Regions from separate parts of the Mus musculus genome. Here region 2 is linked to region 1. A link is a loop called in an ENCODE intact Hi-C map of the cell type or tissue named here. Cell type or tissue: left cerebral cortex. All regions are shown on one strand. Region 1 overlaps Grid1 (glutamate receptor, ionotropic, delta 1). Region 2 overlaps Grid1 (glutamate receptor, ionotropic, delta 1).

Region 1 (8,000 bases):
ATTTAACATTTTTGAAAATGAAACTCAAGTCGGAAACTTCAATGTCAATTTAGAAACCAAACACCCCAACACCATGGTATTCAGAGTTATACTAGTTTTGTTCTTGAATGCCAAGAAAAGATGGCAGAAGAATGTTGAAAGTTTGAGTTTTCCATAATTAAACCATTACCTCTCTGCAGGAGCAGAAAACTTCATCTGTACAGTCAGAATACTGCAGTTTAAGAGCTGCAATCGTCTTGAACCTGGGATGAGGTGTTTAGGTGGTGGTCTTTGACATGACGTGGACATGATGTCGGCATGCAAAGCGTGTGCGTTGTGTGTTCAGAACCAAGGCATTAGTAACACTGTCTTACCACCATGGGAGAGCGCTACTGGAACCCCTTTGATGCTTTGCATCTTGGATTTTGAATTAATTTTTGGATGATATGCATTCAGAAACTTTATACTGTTGCCAGGTTTTCTTGTGACCTGATTCAGGATAACAAGCCATAGAGCAAGAAGCTGGGTACCTTGGGTATGTTGATTGCACCTGTAACCCAAGCCCTGGCGAGATGGAGGAGGCGGCTCAGGAATTCAAAGACAGTTTCAGCTACATGGCGTGCTTGAGGATGCCTGGACTATATATGCTCATGTTTCAAGGAAAAAATAGAAAACAATCCGGGTAGTGGTGGGTCATGCCTTAATCCTAGCACTTTAAGCCAGGCAGAGGCAGGCAAAGTTTTGAGTTTGAGGCTAGTCTGGTCTACACAGCTACTTCTAGGACAGCTAAGGTTACACAAAGGATCCCTGTCTCAATAAACCAAACCAAACCAAACCAAACCAAACCAAACCAAATCAAACCATCACCACCAACAAAAATGAAGCCATGTTCTAGGATACTCAGCTTTTAGCCCAGTCATGGGGCAACAACCTATGATTTGAGACTTTCCTTAACTTCTTGCAAAGGATGCCAGCTGATGGCGGGGCAGTCCCTACCCACATTCATAAGCTACTTCCTCATCTTCAGGGCTGTATTTCCACTTGACCTTTTTTCCCCTCACATTTTTTCCCATTGAATTTGTGTATATTTACTTTGTTCTCAACATCTGTCTTTATCCAACTAAAATGAAACTTCCAGACAAAGAGTTTAGTTTAAAATAATTTTATTTTAAGTTGACATGCAATTGCACTTATTTGTGAGGGCACATGTGACATTTACACACATGTACATGATGTTTTGATGATCAAATTAGAGTAACTGCAATATTTGTTACCTGGGATATTACCCAAAAAAAGATGATATCATTTATTTGTGTTGGGAACTGTACTGGGTAGTTTTGTGTCAACTTGACACAGCTGGAGTTATCACAGAGAAAGGAGCTTCAGTTGAGGAAATGCCTCCATGAGATCCAACTGTAAGGCATTTTCTCAATTAGTGATCAAGGGGGAAAGGCCCCTTGTGGGTGGGACCATCTCTGGGCTGGTAGTCTTGGTTCTATAAGAAAGCAGGCTGAGCAAGCCAGGGGAAGCAAGCCAGTAAAGAACATCCCTCCATGGCTTCTGCATCAGCTCCTGCTTTCTGACCTGCTTGAGTTCCAGTTCTGACTTCCTTTGGTGATGAACAGCAGTATGGAAGTGTAAGCTGAATAAACCCTTTCCTCCCCAATTTGCTTCTTGGTCATGATGTTTGTGCAGGAATAGAAACCCTGACTAAGACAGGAACCTCAGAGCTCTATTAGCTCTTTTGAAACTTACAATTAAATGTTTGCAACTCTGGTTATCCTCTTAGAGTAGAGGAAATCATTCTTGCTACCAATCTTCACCAGGTAGGATTTTAACTTTTCAGTATTGAACAGTGCTGCTTTTGTACCATTTAGAACAGCTGTTGGCACTTAGTAGGTGCTCATTTGATATCCGGTAGGTAAAGGAGGTAGTTGGTATTTTTACCTGGCACACTGGGCATTTAGTTTCCCAAGGAGCATCCTCTTTTGTGATGCTGGGATCGAACACAGAGCTTTGCGTATGAGGGATAAATCATGGATAAACCACTGAGCTCTGCTCCGCCCAAGCATTTGCTTCTTTCCTTGAGATTTCCAGTTATAACTGTAGCACCTCCCTTTTAACCATATCTGGGGATGTCCGAGGGAAGCACCCTTCTCTTCCCATCTCCTGCAGAGAAGAATCCTAAGCGCCCCCCAACCTCTGAGAAGGCTCCTTCCTCCGCCGGTTCCCTGGTTTCAATGAGTGGCGAAACTGTTGCTAACACAGCGTGATGGCCTTGGTGCTGCTGAGATTTGGATGATCAGTTCGGCTACTCTCAAAGGACTCCGTTCCACCCTGACTTGACTTTTCCTGGGCAGGCTGATGACTCTGTCTGATTTTTCATTTTCTCATTTTGATAGGGAGGATAATAAAAACGCCCACTTCAGAGGGTTCCTGTGAGGCTAAAATGAAATGATGGATTTGAGAATGGCACAGATCCCTGAGGTCACAGACTGTTCCTCATTTTCTTGCTCCTCCTGGGCTGCCCTGAGCACTCGGCCTGAGGTTTAGGTAGGCACACAGACACTGAGCAGACGGTTCTGGGAGGCCTGGAGTCTGGTGTCCCACCTCTGCCCTGAAGGCAGTGCATTCTGAACTGTAGTGGGGAGCAGGGTCTGCTCAGGTAGGAGGCAGCTGTGTATACAATGCCAGGGCGAGGGGCTGGGGAGGTATCTCCGCGGGCAAAGTTCTTGCTGCTTAAACATGAGGACTTGAGTTTTATTCCTAGCAATCCATGTAAAACCAACACAGTGGTACACATGACATCTGTAACCCAGTTTTGGGCAGGGAGAAATACAGGTAGATCTGGGGGTTTTGTTGCAGTATGAAGCTAGAACATTTTATTTTGGTGGCAGCTTCTAATCTAAGTACCAGTGAGGAGGCGTTGGCAGGGGTAATGGGGCCACTGAGTACCAGAGGTCAGGCCATTACTACATGGGCAGTATTGTGTCTCCTCTGCCAGCATCTCTGAACCCTCTTCCTTGCTGGGAGTTACCCTGTGATGAATCTGGCTTGGTGGCCAGTAATCCGTGTAAGAGGGCTGCGACTCTGAAACCAGCCTTCATTGTCTAAGGGCTGGCAGTGCCACAGGAACCTGGACACATGACTTTTGACTTAAACTCTTATGGATATAGTTTCTCCTTGCTTATTCATGTCTCTACTTAATGCACACACCCAGAGAGGATCTATAGATGCTTCCGAAAGTGCTGAAAGACGGTGAGGTTAAGAAGCAGCAGACTTAGGAAAACAAGATGGTGGCTGCAGCCGAAAAGGCTGTGCTGGCTGGGAGGGCGATGGGCATGCCCGTGGTCATTTGTCTAGGAAAGCATGGACAAACAGCGGTAAAGATGTCAGTAGTGAGACAGAGTGGATGGTGGCCCCAGCTTGCCTCTGAAGCCAGTGAAGAGGGGAGTTGGATTTGCATTTTCTCAGGCAAACATCTCACAGCCTTGCTAGGACAGATTAGAACTCTTCGTTTTAGGTGGGGATGGTAGAGCATCAGGCTCTGCCTCTGTGGAAGGGTTTTTTTTTTTTTTTTTTTTTTTTGGCCTGGTCCAAAGGTCCTAGGATCTGTTCCTGGTCAGGCCAGCATGTTTGATATATAGTTGTTCATTAAGTTCAGCATCCCACCTGTGCACACCAGTTCTATTGGCCATGGGCCTATGGATGGCCACTGCTTGGAGACCTGAAGGGAAGCAGAGCTTGGGATCAGTATATCCCAGTGTGATCTAGACACCATCTACGACAGAGGCTGTGAAATGTATCACAAAGCTGCGTTAGTGCTCAGGACAGTTCTGTAAGTATGAGGGAGCCTGACGAAGTGAGGAGTGCTGATCAGGAGTGGAGGATAATGTGGGGTGTCAGGGTTACCTTGTGTTTCTAGGGTGATGGGAAAGCAAAGAGAGATTATTACTTGTTTTTATTTTGGGCTTTGGAATAATTTATTATTTTGTAAGTTATGCACAAAATGATATTATTGCTGAAAAAACTTGCATGTGAAAAGTAGCTCCTTGCCTTCCTGTAGTGCTCTCTAGAGGAATAAAGCCACTTGCTGGGCATGCAGCATGGATACACGGGTGTCCCCATCCTAGGCCTGGCACAGCAGACAAACCGGCAGGACAGTGTCACCTATATTGTAAAAAAACCCCGATGTATTTGTATATGTGCGTGTGTGTGTCTGTCTCTGTCTCTGTCTCTTTCTCTCTCTCTCTGTTTGTGTGTGTGTGCAGGCTCCAGAGGTCAGAGGAGGGTGCTAATTCCCCTGGAGGGCTGGGAACTACACACCAGTCCTCTGAAAGAGCCACAAGTGCACTTAACTCCTGAGCCATGATGTCTCCATCCCACCTTTGAGACATTTCTTACCTGGACTTCTGGGCTCTGGCTCCTCGTCCCTGGCTTGTTTCTCTTCCCTGCTCCATGCTTGCTCTGCAGCCTTCCACCAGGTGGACAGCTGTGATCTTTGTTTGTCTACTTTGTCAGTTCAGCATCCTATTGTGCCTTGCTGTCGCACAATACCGTGGTACACCCTGCATAGACATCTCTGTGAGCATATGTCTCTGGGGATTAGTTGCTAGAAAGCCGAGATGCTGGATCACAGGAATGCTTTTCAAATTCTAAGACTAGACGAAGGTGGTGAGATGCCAGTTCCCTAAATAAGGCGGCAGGAGGAGCGCGGGACCTGTTCTGGTTCTTGTTTTTCTCGGGGACACAGAGGGTGCTGACTTTTGGGGTGCCATGCTGTTGAAGAGAACTGTCATCAGGCAGGACAGCAAACCCAGCATGCAGAGTTAGAGAACCAGAGGAGATGAATCTGGGGTCCTCTGTGGTCTACAGTAGCTTGGGGGAGGAGCAGGTTTCGGATAGAGTCACTTGTAGCATTGTGTGTAGGAAGCAGGTGGTGAGGAGAGATAATCCCTGTGTGTCCTATCCTGAGGGACCTCATCTCTTTAGTATGGGGAGGCACCCTGACATGAGGTTCCAGAGGAGAGGTACTGGGGTCTCAGACATTGTGGCCCAGGGCTGAGGAAAGGCTGACATAAGCACACAGCTCTAGACTGAGCTGCACAGCCCAGGCTCAGGATCTGGACACACACATTAATTTGGGGAATAGAATCAAGGCACTCTCAAGGATAGCCAGAGCTGGTTTGAGCTGAAACAGGCTGCATCTATTGGCTGTGGCAGGAAAGGTGCTTAGCTCTGGGTCCTGCACAGGGAAATGCCTTTGGGTGACTGAAGAAGGCATGAGCTGTGCCTCCCCATGCTTCCCAGAGGCACTTGGTTCAGCTTCACTGATGGTTCGTAAACAGGTGATGTGTCCTGCAGAAGAAGACTAAAACATTCACTGTGTAGTTGCTCTGTGCCAAACCCAGCCCGATCTGCAGCTCAGTCTCGCAGCCACTCAGCAAGGTAGGCCTCTGCCAGCAGCGCCTGCCTCTCGGCTCCAGCTGCCAGTGAGGATTTAAACTGCAAACCCGTATTCTCATTCTCCTGACTGCCCCCACCCCCTAACATGAGCTACAGGTGGGTGTGTTCTGGGCACTGTGCCCTGGCATGCAGAGGGAGGCAGGGGATGGGCAGGCAAGCATCTCAGAGTATCTGAGACAGGAGAGGTTGGAGTTGCTGGGGTGGCATTTTCTGACTGTCATGCCCTCCCTCTCCTTATAGTCTCTGCTTCTTGTCACCCCACATTTTTGTAACTCTTAAGAGTTCTATGATATGATAATTTACAAAGGGGCAGTCACAGTGGGGAGCCAACAGGCTGGGGCTTAGGATTTAGGAGGCTCATTCTTACTGTGGAAACTTGTGGGATTTTGTTAGGAGGGTCACATGGTTCTCTGACATTGCCAGTGTCACCATAGATTCTTATCATCTAGATCAAGTTCAGTATGCTCTTGGAAAGTCAACCTTTTTGTTATTGAAAAATGAGCAGGTCACACAAATGTGCATGCCAGCTGTCTTTAGGTACACAGAACCGTGGCAATGAGCACACACAGGTTGTTGGATAACATCACTAACACCCATCTCTAGAACTGTCTCATTTTCTCCAGCTGATACTCAGTGCAGGCCCTGGTGACTACCACTCTCCTCATTTCTATGCATTTGACCATTTTAGGCTCCTGTGCTGACACCCGTGTCTGTGTTATATTCTCTCTTCTGAGTGACTGAAGTGGGTTTCTCTGCCTGCCTGGGCCCTACATGGTGCATATCCCTCACTGGTACATGAAGGTCTCATGACAAGGATGGGAAGAGGTCCAGAAGGATGCAGAGTCTCCCTCTCCTTTGGACCCTCATGCCCGTGATGTGGTCCCTCAGGATAGGACACACAGGAGTGACCTCTCCACACCCTTTTCACCAACTTTTGTCATGGGCTTCTTTCACTTAGCATAATTTTGAAGCCTCAGCCTTGTTGTAACATGTGTCGGCCTCTCCTTTTAAAGACTGAATACATTCCATTATATGGTGGGCCACACCCATCTGTCCATCCATCCATCCATCCGTCCATAGACACGTTGGGTGCTCCAGCCTACTGTCTAATGTGTTTTCTTAGCCAGTTGAGACTGTGTCTCTAGATCCTCATGGATAGCCACCTGATGTGGAGGTGTCCCATGTTGGTGTACATGTGTGTGCACTGTGGATTTACATGCTATACTTCTTATATAGATAGCATCCACACATTCCTCAAAACTTCCCAGGTCATCTCCCTTAAACTCATTGCCCTTCCAATGGCTCTTCTTCAGAAGTTCTTGTCTTTTTGTATATCCCATGTGTTACTTACCCTTCCCAACCTCTTTTCTCATCACTCCTGTGCTCCAAGGCAAGGGGAACAACTTCTATTCCATCACCCAGAGGGGAAGATTTAATATGGGGAAGCCTGACAGATATCATCCCAGATGGGGTGGAAGCACTCAAGCTAACTCTGGGTGGTTGCCAAGACTTCAGTGTTGGAGGGATGAGTGGAAGAACTGGTCCTAGAGTCAGGACCATGTGGCAAGAGCTGCGATCTCATAGAGGTGCCATTTCAAGGATGCTGGCAGCATGAAAAATCCCCAGCTACAGCCCTCCACAGCAGACTTAGAGTGATAGAGAAGTGCATGGCTTCTTCCCTCTTCAGGGGTTAGCTCAGCTTCTCACTCATGGTTGTGAGTGAAAGGCTACTGAGTCTGGGGTGGGAGTCTTTCTTTTTTTCTTTCTTGGAGCAGGAATCAGCATTTCACAGGGGTTAGATGTAGGGCACACTAGCTGAGACTTCCATTCTCAAGGACTTGCCTGCCAGCCCCTGCTTTGCCCTCATCAAGTACCTTACTGTCTGATAGCCATCTTGTCATTAAGACTCCTTGTTTAGAAGCCTTTTGTATCTCCTGTTTCCTACCAAACAGGTTGTCTTTCCTCTAGGTCTATAGTCCTTTATGTGTCTAACACCAGGTCACTGGGCCATAATCACCAAATATGTTTATACACATACATACATACATACATACATACATACATACACACATGTACACACATATGTTTTCACATATGTAGGAACATATGTAATTATGTGCATGTCCACACTCATACACAAATATACATATGCACCAGTGTGCACCCACACATTTCTGGTGCCTGTGGTAATTAAATTCAGAGGCAGAGATGAATGTACTCTGTGGCGACCTATGAATCTTGCTAAGACTCACCAAGAAAGATCAATAAATTTGCCTCCTTCCTTCTAAGCTGGCATAGATAACTGGAGGGATCAAGGGCAGCTCAAGATGAAATTCTTTGTATGCTTCCCCATTAGCTAGGCTCTTGTGAGGCCAGGAGGTAGGGGGCCATCATGTGCCTGCAGACCTGTAGGATAGGGCTGGGGCCTGGGGTCTACTTGGAGCTTCCTTGAGCTTCAGTTCTTATTACGGTACCCAAGAACCCTGCTACAAGCCAGGCTATATCATGGAGCCCTGCCTCAGCTTCCCCCGCACTCTTGCACAGGGCCGAGCCCC
Region 2 (8,000 bases), 120 kb after region 1:
AGGGGAAGCTGTCTCCCTGTCCTGTCTCAGGTGGGCTGCTTGTTCTGTGCTTATGAAGGTCCACTGGATAAGAATCCCTGAAAGTGAGCCCTGAGCTTTCCTAGCATAAGTGTAGAAGTTATTTGTCTATTTGAGATACCTAGGAAAGTGGCCAGTAAAGAAGACAGAAAGAGCTGACTTTGCTTGTGTCCCACAGGATTTTATACTTTGGGGATAGAGGCAAGAAACACACACACACAATCACAGACACACACAGACACACACAGACACACACACACACACACACACACACACACACACACACACAGACACACACACACACACACACACACACACACACACACACAGACACACACACACACAGACACCACTCACTGAGCCCTCCAAATACTCAGCTGTACATAGCCATTATTACACAGATATAAAAATCTTAGAGATCACTGGTGGACATGTATACAGAAACAGGATTCATCTCCTAATAGAAAGCTGGACACAGTAGGCAGGCTACAGGCAGTATGGACTGAAGGCATGTATAACCATGGAGGAAGAAAAATCTTGTATTGCTGTCCCCCATGCACTTAAATTTATTTTCTATTCTCAAACTGCAACTATTTTCATCTTCAGAGACTCAGGTGTGCTCATTCCCCTGGTCTACACGTACAGAAAAGCCAAGGAAGTTAAAGTAGTAATAGTTTACAATGTGCATACTTTTAGACTTCACATTTCAGCAAAATATTTCTGGCATTCCATTTCAGGGTATGACCTGACCATCACAAGGTATGGGAAAAGACCAAGTCCCTTATCTTCCCCAAGTTCCTGGACTAATAGAATATAGCTGTATCCAGGCACTTGGTATAGGTACACACACACACACACACACTCTATCCAAGCACTTGGTATAGGTACACACACACACACACACACTCTATCCAAGCACTTGGTATAGGTACACACACACACACACACACACACACACACACACACACTTGCACAAATGCACCCCTACACAAACATGCAAGCACCTGTACAACCTGGTTTTGTGACTACCTGTGGACTCCGCAGAACCCTCAGACAGCCATGATTGTTAAGCAAGGGTCTCTGCTTGATTGTGGACTCTTGAGACTGTTTCCCTGTTTCACTTTCATTTTTAAAACATAGTGTTTTTATTATTTTTTGACCTCTACTCCTTCATTCTTACCTACCCAGCATCATCCTCTCTCTCTCTCTCTCTATCTCTCTCTCTCTCTCTCTCTCTCTTTCTCTCCCCCCCCCTCTCTCTCTCTCTCTCTCCCCCCTGGCTCCGGTTCTGGCTCTGGCTCCCAACTTCCCTGCATCAAGTCCAATTTGTATTGCCTGCATACTCTTGGGTGTGAGGCCTCCTCTTAAAGAGAAGCCCTTCCCCTTCTGTAGCTATGAAATGCTACTAGTTCCTCAACAGGGGTGGGACTTTGTCTTCTACCCTATGCTGAGATTTTATCTGACTTACTGTCTCACTGCATTTATCAATAAAGGTAGAGAGAGTACTTCCAGGTCAGATCCCTTTGCTCCTTCCTTCAGGGATCCAGGGGATGCAAGAGAGCTTGGCAGATGGCCTTCACTTGTTTACCTATCTACAAATGCATTGAAATCATTCTTTACTCTTCGACAGTTTCATTCATGCATATAATGAATCTTAGTTATTTTTACCCTCCATTACCTTCTTCCACACCCACTCCTTCTGTTGAGACTCTTCATCTTTCCAGATTTTCCTACTTGCATGTCTTTTTTGTTATGTGACTCACTGAGTTTACTTAGGATTGCTTGATGTGTGTGGTCAGAAGGTATCTACTGAAGCGTATGCCATTCGGCAGTGGTTACAGCGCCGAGGAAAGTGATAGCCCTTCCCCAGGCCACCAAAGCAATGATGCCTTAGGGAATGGCGAGGCTTCATAGACTCTTCCTGTTCCATGATAAAATGTTGAAAGGTCCAGTCTTGCACAGGTCTTGTGCATGTATCTTCACTGAGCTCACGTGCACAATGGCTATGCCACGCTCAGAAGATGTCCTTTTCAACACACCTCTTGTGGCTTGTCCATGCTTCCTGCCTCCTCGTCTGTGACATTCCCCAGGCTTTGCAGGGCGTGGTATAGGTGACTTATTTAAGGCTGAGCACTCCATTATCCCCTGTTCTTAGCACTTTGATAAGTTACGAGTCTCTGCATTAACATGTTTGAATAAGAAGGTTCTCTACTGAAGAGAGTATTACTGATGCATTAATGTGTAAATACCGCAGTATTTACTAGGCAGTTTGAGAACATCTTCATTCAGCAAAACAGTAATAGTTGTCAGTTCCATGCTAGGGTCTATGATCTCCCCAGCCACGAACACTTGACCAGGCTTATAGCAACACGAATGTGGAATGGTCCTCGGATACAGTCACACAACTGTTGGTCACCCCCATAACCTTAACGCCATTATCCCACCAATGTGCCTGCAGACCTTGCTACATCAGTTGTCATTGTAACTCACAGGGTTCATATCTGGACAAGGCAGCTGATGATCTTTCTCTCCTCGCAGTCTTCCTAGCACCTGCTTGCACTGTGAAAGCTAGTCAGACAGGAGGAACCTTTCCTTTCCTTCCATTCCACAATGAGATTTTTCCCCATGTCCTGTGGCTAACATTTGTGGTGTCTTCAGCAATAGAGTATTACTTACTATTAATTTGTGGTGGGGAACTAACAATAGTAACCTATATTGTCTTGGGGGACTCTCAAACTCTCTGACCAACAGTGTTTAGGGAGATAGCCTACAGCTGGCATAGGAGTATTCGTTTAATACTTACGACTTCTTGGAGGAACATTGTCTCAGCATGCAGGGTACCTCCATTCAACCTTCTTTTTCTACGCTTATCAACATTAGGCTTCCATATGGCTTTTTCATATAGTTCTCTCCTACCCCATGTCCTGTTCTCCCATGTGATTCCCCGTAACCCTTTGCACCCACTACTCTCGCCTCCACCATAACATCACTTATATGATACTGTTACTCCTTAAGGTCTTCCTTCCTCCCACTCCTTCCTTTTAAGGAACCCTGTCTATCATCTGGTCTTCACACGTACTCCAAGTTCATCATACTATTGCAATAATTCATAGCTTAGATCTGGCACATGGGTGAGAAAAACATAGCTTTTCTTCTGAGCCCAGGTTACCCTACTCTGGTACTTTCCAGTTCTGCTCATCTTCTGGACAATTTTATAACTTTATTTTTTCCCAGCTGAATAGCATCCTATTATGTATGAATACCATATTTTCTTTATCTGTTCATCAGTCCCATTTTCTGACTATTGTGAATAATGCAGTAATAAATAATGACATGTGAATATATCTGTAGTAGGATATAGAGTCTTCTAAGGGTTTATGTTCAAGAGTGGTAGAGATGGGTCATGTGGCAGTTCTATTTATAGCTTTTCGAGGAGCCTATATGTTGATTTCCATATTGGCCATATCAATCTACACACCTACTAACAGTGCATAAGGATTCTCTCTTCCATACTTTGCTGTTTATGTGGCTAGTATTGAATTTAGAGTTAAACCAAAAATGCAAGACAAGATTAGGTCTTAGTGGAACTATATGCTTGTAGAAGGAGAGACTCAAAACAAATATATGAGGGCTAGAGCAATGGCTCAGTAGTTAAGAGCACAGGCTGCTGTTCCAGAGGTCCTGAGTTAAATTCCCAGTAATCACATGGTGGCTCACAACCATCTATAATGAGATCTGGTGCCCTCTTCTGGCCTGCAGGCACACATGCAGGCAGAACACTGTATACATAATCAATCAATCAATCAATCAATCAATCAATCTTAAAAAACACCAGATATCTGAAAAATAGCAATGTAGCTGTGCATAGATATGATTCTGTGCAGACAATGAGCATAGGGTGCAATGGAGAATGACAAGAGAATGTTTTGAAGCTGGGGATGGCTGAGCTGAGGTCTCAAGTATGAGCACAAACCAGCTCTGTAAATATCAGGGGCATGCACTCTTGGTGGAGGGAATAAAAAGTGCAAAGCCCCGAACTTCGAAGACATTGGCAAGTCTGAGAGTTCAAAGGACGTTCCATGGGACTTGGTGCACAGAGATGGGGAAGAAGTAGGCAAGGAAGAGTCAGGATGTTGCACATTGCCCTGCATGGAGGCCATGATGGAATCAGGGAGAGTCAGAAAATATCAGGATTAACCTTGACTCATCCCCTAACATGTGATCAGTAGAGATCTTGGAGCCCTATTCTCCTGCTTATATAATGTGTGCAGCTGTGGCTGCCCAGGTGCCTGTCCTTGTGCTCTCTCAACCTCCTGTACTTGATTGTATGATATGTGCACACATCTCCTTCCTGGTTCTGAATGCCCAGTGGAGCACATTGTAAATATTTAGCAATTCTCTTCTTGGCCACTCCAGGGCCTGACTTCAGGAGGTACCCAGGGCATGTGGGTGGGGTAAAGACTCAAACATCAGGACTCCAAATTCAGGGATGAGCAGCCTGGCCACTGCCTGGCACTCTGGCGAGCATCCTTGGGAACTGCACTTCTGGTTTAGTGTGGTAAATGCAAAAGCACACCAATGGAGGCTCAGTCAGGAAGTTGTCTGTGCTGGAGCCGACTCAGGTGGACAGCTGTACACCAGGTGCTTGTCACAGGAGGTCACTGGCGGTGCTGCCCAAGGTGACTGGCTTCCTGAAGCTAATGGTGGCAGATTTATCATCTTCTTCCCAGGGGCGAAGATAATGACATAACTTATATTCCCTGTGATTTAGTGACAGCTCCTTCATTTCTCAGAATAGCCAGGAGACTGGATATGGATGGAGGATGGCCTTTTACTATCACTTGAAAAAGCAATATAAGTTGTAGCTGTCCTCATCATCTGGGGCAATGTCTGCTTTAGAAGGAAGATTTAAGGAACACATTCTTGATAGGAAGGCCCTTACTCATGAAGAAAAGAGTAAATAGGCAGAACTTGAGGGCCTACTGTGCCTCAGCACTGTGCAAACTGCTACTAAGACTCAGCACTGAACAAACCAACTACTGTGTTCAGCACTATGCAACACACCTACTATGTCTCAGCACTGTTCAAACCACTTACTTTTACTCTGCTTCAACCCTGTACTGATGCCTCTGCACTGTGCAAATTGCTACTGAAATGTAGCACTGTACAAACCCCCTGCTGTTCTCTGCACTATGCCAAACACCTACTGTGTCACAGCATTGTACAAACCACCATTATGCTTCGGCAATGTGCAAATGTCTCCTGAGCCTCAGACCTGTGCAAAACACTGACTATGCCTCATTACTGTGCAAATAGTCTACTGTGGCCCAACACTGCAAAACCCTCTGTGCCCTACCTGGTCGTGTCCTCACGGAAGTATGCATTATGCCACTAATGGGGCAGTGTAAACACACTCAGGGACAGTTCTTTCTGCTATCTCTCACTCTCCATGATAGCCCCCCTGTGCTGCTCTCAGAGAGCGCTTCTCCCAGCAAGAGATAGTTTAGAAATGACTGCATGAAAATATAGTGTTCAAAGGAAGAAGAAAATCCCGTTTCCAATTTCCAGTTCAGCTGGCAGCTGGGCTAGGTGACATTTGAATCCACTTATATTTGCCCTTTCGCTCAGTTACTTCACGAATGTTGCTGAGTGCCTACTATGTATTTGGCTTGGTGCTAGGCGTGGTGTCAAGACACCAACATGGCATCTCTTATTTGCTGCATTCTTGGTCTAGAGGGGCAGAGAGGCAGGCAAGTCTTCCCAGTGCCCCTCACTAATGCAATAATCTGTCCTTCAGATGGGGACCATTGGCACTGGGTTTAGTAGAGAAAGAAGTAATAATATACTCGGGCATAGAGCCCTGGCTAGGGGACGTACTGTATGGTAGGGAGTCAGGAGGGAGACAGAGGTGGGAAGATGTCACTGGTGAGCCAGGTAGGGCCTGGGTGGCAAGTCGGTCCCTTTGCATTATGCACAGTTGCAATATTCCATCCTGTAGGCAATGACACCAGAGGAGGTGCTGAATGGGCCAGAGGCCACACTGGATGAGTTTCCTTGGCAGAGAAACACTAACAATGGCTTAGAGTCTGGGGACTGGTTAGAAGCTGTCGTGGCCATGCAGATGAGATGGTGTGAGGAAGCATGCTTGTCTAGGGAGCCTTGAGCCTGGCTGAGTCCACCCCCTGACTCCTCCATGCCTGCAGCTATACCTGGTACTTGAAAATGGCTGGAGGAAAATGAGCCCGGGTGTAGCTTGGTTGACCTCTGGGTTCATCCCCCACTCCCTGCCCGATCATTGTAATTTGCCCTCAGTGCCGCCTGATATATTCTCCTGGGCACTTGGTGCCATGTGTTCCCTCTACTGAGATCTCCATAATGTACCTCTACTTAATGTTTCCTGATCTTCTGTTAAATTTGCTTTACGAGTAAGTAGGCTTTGCTTTTAGAGCAGTTTTGTGTTTGTAGAAAGTATGGAGAGGTCCATGTGTCCCTCTCCCTTTTCTTGTTTCTCCTGTTATTAATATCTCACATCACTGAGATAAGCTTGGTGGCCTGTACTGATGAGCTGTTAGTCACCGTGCGTATAGTTTACATGAGGATTCTATCTTGTGTGTCCATTCTCTGGGCATGGATACATCTCTATCAGCATGTGTCTCCCATTACAGCCTCCACCAGAGTGCTCTGCAGTTTTCCGTTCATCTCTCTACTTCTCCACACCCTGGGCAGCTACGGTTTTAGATTGTCTGCATGGTTTTTCATTTTTTAGATTGCCATGTATCAGTAGTCATATGGTTTATGGCCTTGTTAGCTTGACTTTCTTTGCTTGGCAAAAGCATATCATAGCACTCTGTGCCATTTCATGGCTTGATTGTCCATTTCTTCTTAGTACCGAATAATATTCCATTGTCTGAATGTACCACAGTTTTTCTGTTCACCTAGTGAAGGACATTTGGCCAGCTTCCAAGTTTTGGTGTCTTTGAATGAAGCTGCTATAGACATAAATACCTGGCTTTTAAAATGTAACGAGAGAACTGGAACAAGAAGGACAGCAGATTCCTGTCTCTGTTGTCACACTCACTGGCTTCTATCACTAGTAGGCACTAGTCTCTCTTCTGCCCCAGTTTTCTGCATGAAGGCCTTTGTGCTGTCTCCTAAGGATGTTGGAAGCCAGTCCCTGTCTCATACTGCAGGAGGAAACTTCAGTAGGGATGAACATGCTTCAGCACCTCATATCTTTCTATAAGTCTTTATTGACATGTTCTAATTCTCTGACTCGCTTGCTCTCGATTCAGCCCATGTTTTGACTCCCATTTTTGGCCTTTCCTTTAAGCAAAACTCTGAAATGGTTATCTGGAATTCATGCTTTCATTCCCTCCGTGGTCAGTATTATAGTTAGCTTGACAAAAGACACCATCATCTCAAGGACGATTCTCTTGCATGTCTGTGGGAGATTGTCCAATTGATGTGGGAAGACTTGCATACTTCATGGTAGTGCCAGTTCCCAGGCAGCTGATCCTACAGATTATAGTTATCGAGACATTGAGTTGAACACTAGCATACGTGCATTTATTGCTCTCTGCTTCTTGATTACAGATATAATGTAACATCTGTCTCAAGCTGTGGCCACTATGACTTATTACAGTGATAGACCTGACATGTGAGACACAGTAAACTCATTCTCTCCTGAGTTGCTCTTGTCAAAGTATTTTATACAGTAGCAGGTAAAACAAACAAACAAACAAACAAACAAACAAACAAACACAGAACCAAAACCAAACGAAAGAAACAAACAAAAAACCCCAAACAAAAACCAAAGGTACCCTCTCTTCTTATTCCCTCACTGAACATTTCTGGAGCAGATGTTGGCAATGCCTGGGCCTCACATTCACCTCTGTCAATGCCTGGACTGCCTGCATTCATGTCCCCAAGCCCCAGTTCTGCCTGATCCAGCAGGCTCGAGTGTGGGAAGACTAGCACAACTG

What was found. Peaks named below come from ENCODE experiments on the same cell type or tissue, not always from the same donor. Only the 100,000 strongest peaks of a DNase experiment are listed, where the experiment ranks them.
Region 2: a loop joins it to region 1, with 2.0 times the contacts of the local background. A loop is called at or near these places in 2 of 42 quality-filtered maps.

Annotation. Positions count from the first base shown.
Region 1 is chr14:34,954,929-34,962,928 of GRCm38, forward strand. All of the region lies in intron 3 of Grid1 (glutamate receptor, ionotropic, delta 1), which reads left to right. Among named protein-coding and RNA genes, the nearest start is that of Mir346, 64 kb to the left of the region's middle. In left cerebral cortex, no CTCF peak of the experiment used is centred here; DNase peaks (open chromatin) are centred at 4,640 and 5,491.
Region 2 is chr14:35,075,056-35,083,055 of GRCm38, forward strand. All of the region lies in intron 4 of Grid1 (glutamate receptor, ionotropic, delta 1), which reads left to right. Among named protein-coding and RNA genes, the nearest start is that of Gm41133, 55 kb to the right of the region's middle. In left cerebral cortex, a CTCF peak has its summit at 3,781 (motif pointing left); no DNase peak of the experiment used is centred here.